2 separate regions of the Homo sapiens genome follow, and region 1 is linked to region 2. A link is a loop called in an ENCODE intact Hi-C map of the cell type or tissue named here. Cell type or tissue: B cell. All regions are shown on one strand. Each heading gives the region's core, and the rest is flanking DNA. Links, peaks and the distances in the headings are about the cores only.

What was found. A loop is a pair of places that touch in the nucleus more often than their neighbours do. Peaks named below come from ENCODE experiments on the same cell type or tissue, not always from the same donor. Only the 100,000 strongest peaks of a DNase experiment are listed, where the experiment ranks them.
Region 1: it touches region 2 in a loop (6-fold over the local background); 1 of 110 quality-filtered maps calls a loop at or near these places.

Annotation. Positions count from the first base shown.
Region 1 is chr19:23,112,177-23,119,714 of GRCh38, forward strand. It overlaps ZNF730 (zinc finger protein 730), which reads left to right and starts at 4,849. Exons shown (of 4, transcript NM_001277403.2): 1 at 4,849-5,000. The coding sequence starts at 4,998. In B cell, for the core only: a CTCF peak has its summit at 4,271; a DNase peak (open chromatin) is centred at 4,795; H3K4me3 peaks cover 1,281 bases; H3K27ac peaks cover 720 bases.
Region 2 is chr19:23,753,720-23,761,257 of GRCh38, forward strand. ZNF681 (zinc finger protein 681) reads right to left here and starts at 5,172. Exons shown (of 4, transcript NM_138286.3): 1 at 5,028-5,172; 2 at 1,706-1,832; 3 at 1,104-1,199. The coding sequence starts at 5,030. It also overlaps a transcript of RPSA2 not described here. RefSeq lists an enhancer at 4,852-5,370. In B cell, for the core only: CTCF peaks have their summits at 4,498 and 4,697; DNase peaks (open chromatin) are centred at 4,602 and 5,222; H3K4me3 peaks cover 1,514 bases; H3K27ac peaks cover 1,048 bases.

The DNA.
Region 1 (7,538 bases), core at 2,395-6,394, 640 kb before region 2:
ATAGGAGATCTTAAAGCTAACCAGAAAGATTTCTCCTAAAAAGCAGATGGATATCTTTATGTAGATAGCTTTTTTAATAAGATCAAAAATCAAGACACATTTGCTATCATGATACTCTTAGTTAAGTTTGTTTATGGCTCTACAAACAATAGAAATTTAAAAAGCATCTTTTGTGTGCACTCATTGGGTATACTTATATGTAGAGAATTTTGCAGCCAACGTGTGAAAAAACATAACATCTTTTATAGGTAAAAAATGAAAGGCAGGCCAGGCACGGTGGCTAATGCCTGTAATCCCAACACTTTGGGAGGCTGAGGTGGGCAGATCATGAGGTCAGGAGTTTGAGACCAGCCTGACCAACATAGTGAAACCCCATCTCTACTAAAAATACAAAAATTAGTCAGCGTGGTGGTGCACTCCTGTAATCCCAGCTACTCGTGGGAGACTGGGGCACGAGAATCGCTTAAACCCGGGAGGTGGAAGTTGCAGTGAGCTGAAATCGCGCCACTACCCTCCAGGCTGGGCTACAGAGCGAGACTTCGTCTCAAAAAAATAGAAGAAAAAAAAAAAAAAACTGGAAGGCCAATATGGGTGAGAAATTTTAATGGGACATTTGTTGTCTCATCAGAAACAGAATGTGTGTCCACTGCTCTTAACCTATTTCACAAGTTAAAGAGAACTTATTCAAAATAGGTTAAAGAGCATTGCCAGGGTGCCATTACTTTTCTAAATGGGCATCCTTTGATAGGTCTTTTTTCCCCCTGGTTTAGAGTAAATGAGGCAATGGTTAGAAATGTATCCCCTATCATAGGGCTTTATAGCAGATTGCACTGTAAAGGCTATGGTTACACAATAGACTTTAAATTTTTTGCTAAAGTTGTGCTGAATCATATAATTTCTTTGGATTACTTACTGTATAAACAGAAGTGTCTGCAGTTGCTAATTCTTGTAGTTGCACATGGAGAAATACATTGGGTATTACAGAGATGCAGTTGTAGGGGATTAATGAACAGGCTGTTTGGTTAAAATAAGTAGACTATAGCTAATTATTTGATCTATGTAATGTTAGTTGGTGGTTCATGAGGACCCTGGTTAAAAAGCACGCTTCAAACTCTTCGTATTATCCTCCTGGTAGTCAAAATAGTAGTCTCCCTGCTGCATTGTATTCTCAAAAGTTAGAAATGTTTTCATGCAATCACCTGTAGAATATAAAATTGTCTCTCACTAACTGGAATGACAGAAACTCAAAGACATATGTAACTATGATGAAACCATAACCTAGGAATGACATAAGAACAAAGACCCTAAATAATGGAAACAGTGGTACTAAGGCCCTGAGTTTTGGTTACACTGTGCACTGTTGAAAATTTTTTGAACAAAATTATTAGAGGCCATCATTCTGGACTGAGCTTGTGCACTAGGTCCAAACAGACAAAATCAAACTGAAAATTTAAGGAAATAGGTAGATTCTGTAGGTTTTGTTTTTCTTCTGTAAACAGCAGATCTTAACACAAGGGGTTTCCCTCTACTCAAACCTTTAAAAATAATAATAAAATAATAACCTGAATTTCTTGATTCCACTTTACAAAACCCATAGTTCTGCTATTTCACAGTGGAATCTGAGACTAAGTACATTTTTGATGGTGACAGTGTTATCAATGTCTAAAGTTTTGGTCTATCAAAATTTAGAAGATGACCAAAAAAGGAGAAATTGTTTAATTATACCCTAAATCTACCCCCTTTCATGTTTAAGTTTGGTCAATAAGTTTTTTTGTTGTTTTGTTTTGTTTACATAGTAAACTGAAACCTAACTGAATGTGTAAATAGACTGTACTCATTTTTGTACCAACAACTGTGTTTTGGCCAATAAAAGGATGTCAAATGTTCAAACCATGTTTAAATAAGGAAAATCCCAAGCTGTAATCAATCTAGCTGTTCCTGTATTTCACTTCTATTTTCTGATGTCACCTTGCTTCTTCTGTCCATAAATCTTTCACCATCATGTTGCTGTGCTGGAGTATTTCAGAGCCTACTTTGGATCCACAGGCTACTCAATTTGCAAATCCCTCTTTGCCCAATAAAACTCTGTTAAATTTAGTTTATCTAAAGTTGTTTTTCTTTTTCTTTTCTTTTTTTTTTTTTTTTTTTGAGACGGAGTCTCGCTTTGTCACCCAGGCTGGAGTGCAGTGGAGCGATCTCGGCTCACTGCAAGCTCCGCCTCCCGGGTTCTCGCCATTCTCCTGCCTCAGCCTCCCCAGTAGTTGGGAATACAGGCGCCCGCCATCACACCCGGCTAATTTTTTTATTTTTATTTATTTTTATTTTTATTTTATTTATTTTTATTTATTTTTATTTTTAGTAGAGACGGAGTTTCACCGTGTTAGCCAGGATGGTCTCGATCTCCTGACTTCATGATCCGCCCGCCTCGGCCTCCCAAGTGCTGGGATTACAGGCGTGAGCCACCATGCCCGGCCCTAAAGTTGTTTTTCTTTTAGAAGTTTTCAAATGTATTCTCTGATCAAAAATGAATAATCTGTTGTTGGGCTTTGATTTTCTAAACTCATCCCTCAGCTATTTTTCCAAATTATTCTATGTCCTTTCAAAATGTTTCTGCAATTTTTTTGAGATGGGGTCTCATTCTATCACCCAGGCTGGAGTGTAGTGGTGTAATCAATTATGGCTTACTGCGGCTTTTACCTTCCATACTCAAGCCATCCTCCTGCCCTAGTCACAGAGTACCTCGGACTACAGGCATGCAACATCATGCTTGGCTAATTTTTTTTCATGAAGACAGGATTTTACTATGTCGCCCACGCTGTGTTTGAACTGCTGAGCTCAAGTTATTCTCCCATCTCAGCCTCACAAAGTGCTAAGATTACAGGTGTGAACCACCATGTGCTTCTGCAATTTCTTGACAGGATTATTTCCAATAATAAACAGTACTATGTGGGCACAAATCTAAAAAAAAAAAAAACTGTCTTCTTTTGCAGAAGTGTCACTCTCCAGAATTTCAAGGGTCTGTGGCAGTTACTCTAGTAATATAGTTTGATCTATGGAGGTGCCTGAGCTTTGGAGTCAGAATTTATCCTGAGGTTCAGCCCAGCCAATTAGTAGCTTTGGGTCTTTGGACAAGTTTCTTCATGTGAAAGAGTTGTATAAACCACATATGCAAAAAAGGCAGAATGATACTAATTGCAGAAATTGCAGCAATTTTTCATCCCTCCTATATCCTTTGCCACGTGCTTTTTTACAGCCGTTCCCATTGAGATATGGAATCTGTTTTCCAGACCCTAGATACGGCTGACCTTATTTCCTCAGGTCAGTAGAAACCTGTGAACATGACCGTGTGCCAGTTTGGGGCCTAGGCTCAAATGGTCTTGAATGCTTCTGCTTTTCTTTCAGAATGCTGCCCTCTCCATGAACAAAGCACATGTTAGCCAGCTGGAGGATAACATAACATGGTGGGTGGGGAAGAGAAGCAAAGTGCCTCTGTTGACAGAAGCAGAAGCTCACCCCCAGAAGCAGAAGCTTACCCCCAGAAGCACAGCTTCCTAGTCAAGAAGCAGTTGTTGATACATGTCTGAAGGAGCTCAGCTGGGACCAGAAGAATGGCCCCAGTGAGCCCAGCCTAAATGGCTGACCATCTCAATTATTACCTAATAAGTTTTGGATGGTTGGTTATGCTGCAATAGCTAACTAATACATGCACCCAGTGCAGATAGGTGCCATGATTTAATGACAGGTTGATTACTAGTTACCTTCTAACAGTGGGCTCCATAAAGGTACTAATATTTTCCCCTGATTTAAAGTTAGATGTGTTGTAAGATAATGTTGAGTAACGCTGCAATACATGTAGATATGTATGCATGTGATTGGTCCTTAGTCCCCGCACGCACAGGAGAAAACGTAAAACTACATCCTGACACTTAGGGCCAAGGCCAAATAGCAAAATAATTTTGCCTTTAATCTGTTTTCTTCATATCTAACATTGGAGGTCCAGACTGTGGACAGATCTGAAGACATAGAGTTTTCTTCCCCTGTGGCCCCATCATCCTTTGTTCAGTGTCTGATCTCTGGAAGAAAGGTGGTCACCAGATAGTGATCTACCTGTGGTTATTCTGCTTTTTCTTTTCTTTTCTTTTCTTTTCTTTCTTTCTTTCCTTTCTTTCCTTATTTCTTTTCTTTCTCTCTTTTCTTTCTTTCTTTTTCTCTCTCTCTTTCTCTCCTCCTCCCTTCCTCCTTTCCTTCCTTCCTTTCATCTCACTCTGTCACCAGGCTGGAGTTCAGTGGTACGATCTCGGCTCATTGCAACCTCCACCTCCTGGGTTCAAGCGATTCCCCTGCCTTAGCCTCCCGAGTAGCTGGGATTACAGGCGCGCGCCACTACTCCCAGCTACTTTTTTTTTTTTTTTTTTTTGTATTTTTAGTAGAGACGGGGTTTCACTTGTTGGCCAGGCTGGTCTCAAACTCCTGACCTCAGATGATCCACCCGCCTCGGCCCCCCAAAGTGCTGGGATTACAGGCGTGAGCCACCGCGCCCGGTCTATGTTCTTTTGATTTGTGAATATTCATATAGCGTATTATTTATAAATACATATGATCTTACACAAAAGGTTAAAGTCAGTACCCTCTGGGGTGGGCCTGTCTCAGTTCAGGGAGGAAGTCCTGCCCGAAAAGGCTGCAGCCTACGCTGTCACTCTTCATTCAGTCCAGCATCTGATCACATCTGTCACTCAGGGCCTGAGGGGGCGGGGCCTTAAACGTTATCCAATCGGGGACACTGGGCGGGGGGCCGTCCAATCAGGCCCGCAGCTGGAGCAGACAGGGCGGCTTCCGGGATTTGGCGCGGCCTTTGTTTCTCGCTGCCGCCGAAGCTCCAATTTTCGTCTGTCTGCTTTGTGTCCTCTGCACGTAGAAGCCCAGCCTGTGTGGCCCTGCGACCTGCGGGTATTGGGAGATCCACAGCTAAGACGCCAGGGCCCCCTGGAAGCCTAGAAATGGTGAGAGTGCCGGTCCGACATCCCGAGAGAGGGAACGGGGCTGGTTGGAACCGGTGGGAAGCGGCTGTGGCGGGACCCAGGCCTCCCCGCAGTCAGCTTCACAATCTGCGCCCAGAGTTCTTGCCCAGCTCGGCCTCAGTCCCCTTCAGCCATACGATGGCGGCCGCGCTGACAGCCGGGGCCCCGGCGTCCTGTCTCTTCCCTGCACTGTGACTGTGCCCTGCCCTGGAGCCCTCTCTGGGCAGCTCTGCACCCGCAGCGCTGCGTCTCTCCCAGATTATGCAGGAACCAGAGAGGATCGTCAGAGGAGAATCCTGACTCGGGCTGCGGGTTCATGAATGGGAAGAGCTTTGGTCTGTGGCGTTCCCAATTCCTCTTTCCTTCTGTTAAAAATTTATGGGAGTCATCACCAAAATATTAAAGAATTTAATTAAAGAATGATTCTAAAATTGTAGAGCACCCAGTTATGGGGTGTAGCTTGTTATCCATGGGACGGGCTTGAAGGAAAGACTTTCATAAGATGCATGATGCAAAAACCCAAATTCAGTAATCGGTTAGGTACAGTTACATAGTTTCTAAATTTGCACCTTGAGCGTACAAATTTTCTGGTTATGTAATCAGAGCTTAATAGGCAGTTTATAGTTTGTTACGCCTAAATTTTGTTTTCCTTAATGTAGTAATTTACAAAAAAATACATTTGAGTTACATTTTTTTTTAAAGTAGGAATCCAGGCATCGCAGCCACGTACCTCGAATTGCCTGTCACTTAACTATTTTCACACTCCACAGGAGACTGATCTTCTGCATTTTTTTTTCATGTTTCTCAAACGGGGTCTCAAGTCTACCCCTCAACCCCCATTCCTCCAGCCTAACTCTGTCTTGCAGTAAAATACTAAATTTCCAGTTTCTTCTGATTATCCCAAATGCCAACTTTCCCTCTCTAATTCACATTATTATCTGTTTGTCCTTTAGGGTACATTTTTGATACTGTATTTTAATTATTTTTTTACAAACCATTGGGTGGGACATTTAAAAAGATTTGTTTTCTGTTTGTAAATATCGCCCATGAAAATAAACCAAAACTAATTCCCTGACACTGTATTGTAAAAAAATCTCTGTGCCTCTTTTTCTTTTGTCTCCCCTAGGCACAGAGATCTTGTGAAAGTGTTTTGGGGTCAAGTTTGTTTTTTGTTTTTTTTTTTTGTTTTTTTAATTTTTATGGGATGATGTATTCTCAGCCACCCTTTAGTTTTTTCCTGGTCCTGGTTTTCAGTACTGGCTGTGAATAAACCAGGGTACACACCATGGCTATGTCTGCTAGAGTGTTTGATGATTATTAGCTTCTGGGTCATTTTCTCTCACAGGACAACAAGAGGTATGAAGTGTAGTCTCTCAAGAGAGCAGGTGGATGCCCTGGGGCTAAGAGGAATCTCCTGGTGTCTTTGAAAAGCTAACCACTTCAGACATTAACATTGTCTTCACCCAACCTAGCTTCCCTTTCTTAGAGACACATTGCGGGTCAGCCAATCTTATGCGGGTATTGAGGGAAAAACAGAAGTGATTTCTGCCCCTCGGATTCTCTGAGATTCATGGAAAAAATAGTATCCAAATGGCAGATTTTACCTATTCTTTTATTTGGTAGCATTCTACAACCAAATGTTGTAGATAATGGGTGAGTTACAAGATTTATGAAATCATCGGTTGTTATTTTTGCAGGGTAAATTTGTGACAGTGAATATCTCTGTTCTCTATCCTGTTATCTTAATTTCTGAGTTTAATGCTAAATTTTATAAAAAGAAAAAGAATCATCTGCAAACAGAGATTGTTTTAATTTCCTCTCTTCCTGTTTGGATGTGTTTTATTTCTTTCTCTTGCCTGAATGCTCTGGCCAGGACTTCCAATTTTATGTTGAATAGTGGGGGTGAGAGAAGGCATTCTTGCTCCAGTTTTCAAGAAGGAATGTTTCCAGCTTGTGTCCATTCAGTATGTTGGCTGTGGGTTTGTCATAGATAACTCATTATTTTGAACTATTTGCCTTCAATGCCAAGTTTGTTGAGGGTGTTAAACATGAAGGATATTAACTTTTATTGAAAACTTTTTCTGTATCGAAATAATTTTGTGGTTTTTATCTGTAGTTTGTTTATCTGATTAATCAAACATATTGATTTGTGTATGTTGAACAAACCTTGCATCCCAGGGATACAACCTACTTGATCATAGTGGATTAGCTTTTTAATGTGCTGCTGGATTTGGTTTGCTAGTATTTTGTTGAAGATTTTTACATCAGTGTTCATCAAGGATATTAGCCTGAAGTTTCCTTTTTTTGTTTTATCTCTGCCAGATTTTGGTATTAGAATGATGCTGTTGCCAGGAGCAGTGGCTCACGCCATCTCAGCACTTTGGGAGGCTGAGGTGGGTGGATCAGGAGGTCAAGAGATGGAGATGATCTTGGCCAACATGGTGAAACCCTGTCTCTACTAAAAATACAAAAAGTAGCTGGGTGTGGTGGTGCACACCTGTAATCCCAGCTGCTCGGGAG
Region 2 (7,538 bases), core at 2,071-6,070:
GCCTGGTGGTGAGCACCTGTAGTTCCAGCTACTCGGAGGGACTGAGGCAGGATAATAGCTTGAACCTGGAAGGGAGAGGTTGCAGTGAGCCGAGATTGTGCCACTGCACTTCAGCCTGGAGAAAGAGCGAGACTTTGTCTCAAAAAAAAAAAAAAAAAGTGCCATGTTATTCAAAATGATCTATAGATTCAATAAACTCCCTATCAAAATTCCAGTGGCGTTTTACAGTAATGAAAAATACAAGTCTAAAATTTATATATGAAACTACAATAAACTTTGAATAGTGAAAGCAATCTTGAGAAAAAAAAAACAAAGCTGAACGACATCATACTTTATAATTTCAAACTATATTTGAAGACTATAGTAATACAAACAGGACGGAATATGCAGAAAAATGAACAAAAACCTACTACTCTCACACATTTCAGAGATGATGCAAAAAAAGAACTTAACAGAGTTTCTCAAAATTATGCAGATATTTGTGTGTCCCCCAAAACAATGGAAAAGCAGTCAGATTGTGCAGTCTCTTACATGCCATTAAGGAGACTTTGGCTCTCACTCTAAACTAGAAGGCAGATCACTGAAGGGAAAGCAGAGTCCTGAGAGAACTTAAAAGCGTAAGACAGAAGACTCCCTTATGTGAGAGCAAAATAGAAAAACTCGGCAGGGTGGCGTGGCTCATGCCTGTAATCGCAGCACTTTCAGAGGCCAAGGCGGGCAGATCACCTGAGGTTAGGAGTTCGAGACCAGCCTGGCCAACACATAGTGAAACCGTCTCTACTAAAAAAATACAAAAATTAGCTGGGCGTGGTGGCACACACCTGTAGTCCCAGTTACTTGGGAAGGTGAGACAGGAGAATCGCTTGAACCTGGAGATGGAGGTTGCAGTGAGCCCAGACTGTTCCACTGCACTCCAGCTTGGGTGACAGAGCGAGACTCCATCTCTCAAAAGAAAAAGAAAAGAAAAGAAAAACTCTGGCTTTCCAGAAACTATTTCCTTTGGAATACAGCTTCCCAAATCACATTATAAGCACTAGCTTTTTCTTTGACCTTTGAACCGCTCATCTATGTTATCTGTTGTATTCACTTTCACTCTCACCTACCTGGGGGTTCGGCCACCATCCTATGTCTCTTTCTAGTCCAAGGCTCTTTTTCTTGTTCCAGACAGGTGATCAGGTCTGGCTTAGAGACAACAATACCTGTTTTATTGAAAGTAAATAACATAAATCTTGCTTATATTGTCTAATCACCAACATGGCAATGTAGTCAGTAAAGAGGGTGAAATAGAATATTCTTGTAAATCAATCCCAAAATACTGATTTATAAAAGAAATTTCTAAATATTTAGAAAATATTTTAAATTTGTTAGTTCTTAATTTCACTGTCCAGTACAACAAATCAAAAACTGGTGTTGGCAATTAGATTTTAAAGTGTGAGCAATAATATTTTATGCCACTAAACTTCTGGAATTACCACTCTAATCTAGAGTGAAGAATACAGATTAGCTCAGGAATGCAGAAAGTTCAGGTCAAGATGAAATATCTTGAAGAAATTCTTTTCTACAGAGATGAATCCCTAAGATTTTTATAAAAACAGGGATCTGAAACTCACTTATGCAAAGCATAAATTACCTAAAAACATTATACAAAAAAGAAAAATGAAACCTTTAGGGTATAATAGGAATTGTATATTGAAGTTATCCTCACCCAAGAAGACCAGGTTTCTGTAGTTCTCTAACATCACATTCCTATATAAATTCTGCTGTATAGTGTCCAGGCATTGCCACTCCTCCAGAGAGAATTCTATGGCCACATCCCTAAATTTCAATGGTTCCTGAAAAACACACACACACACACACACACACACACACACACACACACATACACATTTAGAAAGTGGCCATGGAAAGAATTTATAATTTGATTCAAGGTAAAATAAGAAAGTGAAGAGAACTGGTTCTGACTTACAGAAATGACTGAAATTATCCAATAAAATAATTTTTTTTTACACAGGAACATTCTCTAATTTGTTCTCCAACCATGAGAAAAGAAAGCGGCATTAGATCTATAACACCAGACCTAAATAAATCGCCAGTCAGAATGGCGATTATCAAAAATTCAAGAAACAATACATGCTGGTGAGGCTGAGGAGAAATATGAATGCTTTTACACTGTTGGTGGGAATGTAAATTAGTTCAACCATTGTGGAAGACAGTGTGGTGATTCCTCAAGGATCTAGGAACAGAAATACCATTTGACCCAGTGATACCATTTCTGAGTATATACTCACAAGAATATAAATAATTCTACTATAAAGACACATATGTGGCTGGGCGCAGTGGCTCAACCTGTAATCCCAGCACTTTGGGAGGCTGAGGCGGGTGGATCATGAGGTCAGGAGATCGAGACCATCCTGGCTAACCTGGTGAAACCCCGTCTCTACTAAAAATACAAAAAATTAGCCGGGCATAGTGGTGGGCACCTGTAGTCCCAACTACTCGGGAGGCTGAGGCAGGAGAATGGCGTGAACCCAGGAGGCGGAGCTTGCAGTGAGCTGAGATGATGCCACTGCACTCCAGCCTGGGCGACAGAGCGACACTCTGTCCCCCCCCAAAAAAAGACACATATGTTATTGAATCACTATTTACAATAGCAAAGATATGGAACCAACCTAAATACCCATCAATGATAGAATGGATAAAGAAAATGTGGTACATACACAACCATGGAATACTATGCAGCCATAAAAAAGAATGAGATCATGTATTTTGCAGGGACCATGGATGCAGCTGAAAGCTATTATCCTCAGAAAACTAACACAGGAAGAGAAAACCAAACACTGCATGTTGTCACTCATTAGTAAGAGTTGAACAATGAGCACACATAAACACAAGGAGACAAACCATACACACCAGGGCCAGTCGGGGGGTGGAGGGACAAGGAGAGAAAGAGCATTAGGATAAATAGCTAATGCATGCCAGGTTTAAAACCTAGGTGATGGGTTGATAGGTGCAGCAAACCACCATGACACATGTACACATATGTCACAAACCTACACGTTCTGCACTTGTATCCCGAAACTTAAAGTAAAATAGAAAAAAAATATATTATAAAAGACTATACTTAGAAATAAATGATAATAAAAATTATACAAAAATTTATTTTTTTTTTGAGTTGGAGTCTCGCTCTGTCACCCAAGCTGGAGTGCCATGGCGTGATCTCGGGTCACTGCAACCTCTGTCTCGTGGGTTCACGCAATTCTCCGACCTCAGCCTCCAGAGTAGCTGGGATTACAGATGTCCGCCACCATGCCTGGCTAATGTTTGTATTTTTAGTAGAGATGGGCTTTCACCATGTTGGCCAGGCTGGTCTCTTTGCCAGGCTGGTCTCAAACTCCTCACCTCGTGATCCACTTACCTGAGCCTCCCAAAATGCTGGGATTACAGGTGTGAGCCACCTCACCTGGCTTATAAAAGTTATACAAGCTAAAAGTGCTGAGATACAACAAAAAGAAAAAGAAAAAAAATTATGTTACAGGGCACTGTGCCTGGGATAACACATTATGTAATTTAATTTTTATAACACCCTGGGAGCTGGTACTGTTTAATAATTCCCAGGATTTAGATGAAAAGCCCGGCATTTTTATTTCTTCTGTTTCTCTGTCATTGATTTTTTTTAAAAAGTATACACAATAAAAGCTAAATATAGACAGAGAGGAATGCGGAAAGAATTTAATGTATTTTAGAGAAATTTATATTGTGTCTGTTTACTTGTTTGTGACTTGTAGAGCAACTACTAGATCTGTAAGAATAGAAAACAAGTTGCTAGATAGAATGCAAGCACTAGTTTTAATAAAAAATTATAACCATAAAATATATACTTTATTTTTTTAATTTATCTGCTTTTGTGTTTCAGGAATTGTAAGCACCAGCCCTAGCAGCAGAATTCACCAGCCAAAACTCCGATCTCCAAAAATCAGTTCTATGAGGCAAGACTTAAGGGTAGGGCCAGACCTAAATAAGGCCTCCAAAAAGGTGAACCTGAGCAGAACTGGGGCAGGGAGTGGACTCTATATAGAATTCTGTTCTCTATGCCACTGGGGTATTTCCAGTTCTGTTTTTCCTAAACTTACCTTAAAAAAAAAATCCTTAAATCTCAGAGTTTGTATAATTTTAATCTTTCTTAGACCCTGCCCTATCAATTATATGACATATACTAATAAGCAATTTGAACACATTTATAAAGGTTTTCTAGGGTAATTTTATTAAAAGATAAATATGTATTAACAAGGTAAAAGAAATGGAAATAGAAATAATTCTTCTGTCTATAAATATCCCTTCAGGTGATGACATCGCAAGTCACAATTATATAAAGTGGCACAAATAGAGCCCAAATTTTCTGCACACATCTATTTATTGTACCAATTATATGATGCTTAATTTAACCATTTATCCAGTTGCTAGACTAAAAGCTCCTGGATTGTAGGGACCATGACTGCTTCATCTATTTTTCTAATGGCCATATGAAAAGAAAACAATTTAGCCGGGCGTGGTGGCAAATGTCTGTAATTACACCTACTCGGGAGGCTGTCTCGGCCTCCCAAAGTGCTGGAATTACACGCGCGAGCCACCGCGCCAGGCCTTTTGACTCTCATACATTTTTAATGAAAGGAAAGAGAGACTAGGAACGCCACGGACCAAAGCTCTTCCCATTCATGAACCCGGCACCCGTCAGGATTCGCCCCTGACGACCCTCCCGTGGTCCCTGCACAATCTGGGAGAGACCCGGCGCTGCGGATGCAGAGCCACCCAGAGAGAGCTGCAGGCCAGGACACAGTCACTGAGCAGGGAGGAGAAAGGACGCCCGGGGGGCTGGCTGTCAGCGCAGCCGCCATCTTATGGTCCAAGTGGACTGAGGCCGCCTGGGCGAGGAGAACTCAGGGCGCAAATTGTGGAGCTGACTGCGGCGAGGTCTGAGTCCCGCCACAGCCCCTTCCCCTCTCTCGGGATGTCGGACCCGACATTCTCACCATTTCTAGGTTTCCGGGGGACCTGGCGTCTTAGCTATGGATCGCCAATACCTGCAGGTCAGAGGGCCATAGAGGCTGGGCCTCTAGAAGAAGAGGACACAGAGCAGTGAAGACGAGACCCGGAGCTCGGGCTGAAGGGAGAGACAAAGGCCCCGCCAATCCCGGAAGCCGCCCTGTCTGCTCCAGCTGCATGCCTGATTGGACAGTTCCCAGCCCAGCGTCCCTGACTGGATAATGATTAAAACCCCACCCCTCAGGTCCTGAGTGACAGAAGATGTGATCAGATGCTCTGCTGAATGAAGACTAACAACGTAAGTTGCAGCGTTTTCAGACAGGGCTCCCTCCCTGAGCTAAGCCAGGCCCACCCAACAGGGTATTTGCCTTTAACCTTCTGTGTAAGGTCACATGCATTTCAAATAATATACTAGATAGCTATTCAAAAATAAAAATATATATAATAACAATTATTTTAATATTTCATCTTTTATGACCGTCCTGGTTTCTGGCAGCCATAGTCCCTACCCCGACAGCCCCCAGCCCAGATGGCATTCAAATCTTCCTGGATGGGCTTGATGCCCGTCACTCACGCGCTCTTTAGCACTGCGTTGTGTTGGTTACTCAGGCCTGGGAGAGGTGGTGGGGATTGTAGATCCAGGGTAGGAGCCACCTTACACCCAGAGTTCACCTGGCCACATGCCAGCAAGGAAGCCCATGAAGCACAGCCCTAGACACTGAGCCTCGGCACCTCCAGCTGCACTTTCTATTTATATATCAGGTTTTTTTTTTTTTTTTTTTGAGACGGAGTCTCGCTCTGTTGCCCAGGATGGAGTGCAGTGGCACAATCTCAGATCACAACAACCTCTGCCTCCTGGGTTCAAGTGATTCTCTTGCCTCAGCCTCCCGAGGAGCTGGGACTACAGGTGCGTGCCACCATGCCCGGCTAATTTTTGCATTTTTAGTAGAGACGGGGTTTCACTATGTTGGCCAGGCTGGTCTTGAACTCCTGACCTCGTGATTGGCCCGCCTCAGCCTCCCAAAGTGCTGGGGTTACAGGTGTGAGCCACCGCGCCCGGCCTATATATCAGGTTTTTAAAACCATAAATAAACAGACACAAAAGCAGCCACTTTGATTGAGGAGAAAGTGGGAGCCTAAAGCAGCTGACCCTCAAACAGCTTTGCCAAGCCTCAGGCCAGGCCAGGCCATCTCAACACTCCAAGGCTACATGATAGTTACAGAGGACGACAGTTCCCATAGGTACTTGTCAAGCACTGTGCTAGCTTCTCAGTCACAGAGTCTCAGAATTTCTCCTTGCCAATACCCTGTGAGGGGAGGCCCTAACTCACTAGAGCACAGGAGGTTCCTAAGCTCTTCCCAGGAAATGGTTAACAAAGTGTGGAGCTGGGGGAAAACCCAGTCAGAACAAATGACTTCCCAGGGTCTCCCTTGACTCCATCCCTATCTCCACATGGGGCCAGGAGGTGAAGCGAGCCCCCTAACCCCCTCCATTCCACTCTCTCCTCAAAGTGGCTGTTTTTGTGTTTTCTTATTTATGGGATTTCAAAAGCCTGATTTTTAATTTTGAGTAGTTTCAGGCTTGTATGGGTGTATTTGTATAGGCTTTATTAGAAGGAAGAGGGCTTAAGACAATAACATTTTTAAAATGTCTCAGTGGGGAATAGACTTCCATGTCATGAACGATGATGTTGACCTCCTTCTGCTGTCTTTGTGCAAAGTATAAATAGTGTGAGAATTGGCATGTGCTGGGTTGTGGTTTCAGTGTGGGAGGGCAGTTCCTTAAGATGGAAACCAAATCTCACCGAGCTGTAGCAGCCACACTCACCTTTTATCACATTCCCCACCATAGTCTTTCACTTTTCTTCTGTGCTTAAATTTCTTTCAACATATATATATATATATATATATTTTTTTTTTTTTAAGACAGAGTCTTGCTGTGTTGCCCAGGCTGGAGTGCAATGGTGCAGTCTCGGCTCACTGCAACCTCTGCCTCCCAGGTTCAAGCAATCCTCCTGCCTCAGCCTCCTGAATAATTGGGATTACAGATGCGTGCCACCACACTGGGCTAATTTTTGTATGTTTAGCAGAGTTGGGGTTTTACCATTTTGGGCAGGCTGGTCTCGAACTCCTGACCTCAGGTGATCTGCCCACCTCGGCCTCCCAAAATGCAGGGATTACAGGTGTAAGCTACCATGCCTGGCAAACATACATATTATTTTGATTATATATATAGGGTGTATAAATATATGTGTGTATATATATATACACATATATATAGGGTATATATGTGTATATATATATATGTTTGTGTGTGTGTATATATATATGTGTGTGTGTGTGTACACATAGAGGTCTCACTCTGTCATCCAGGCTGAAGTGTAGTGGCTGAATGATGGGTCACTGCAGCCTCAACCTCCAGTGATCCTTCTACCTCAGCCTCTTGAGTAGGTGAGACTATAGGCAGGCAACTCCACACAAGGCCAATTTTCTAAATT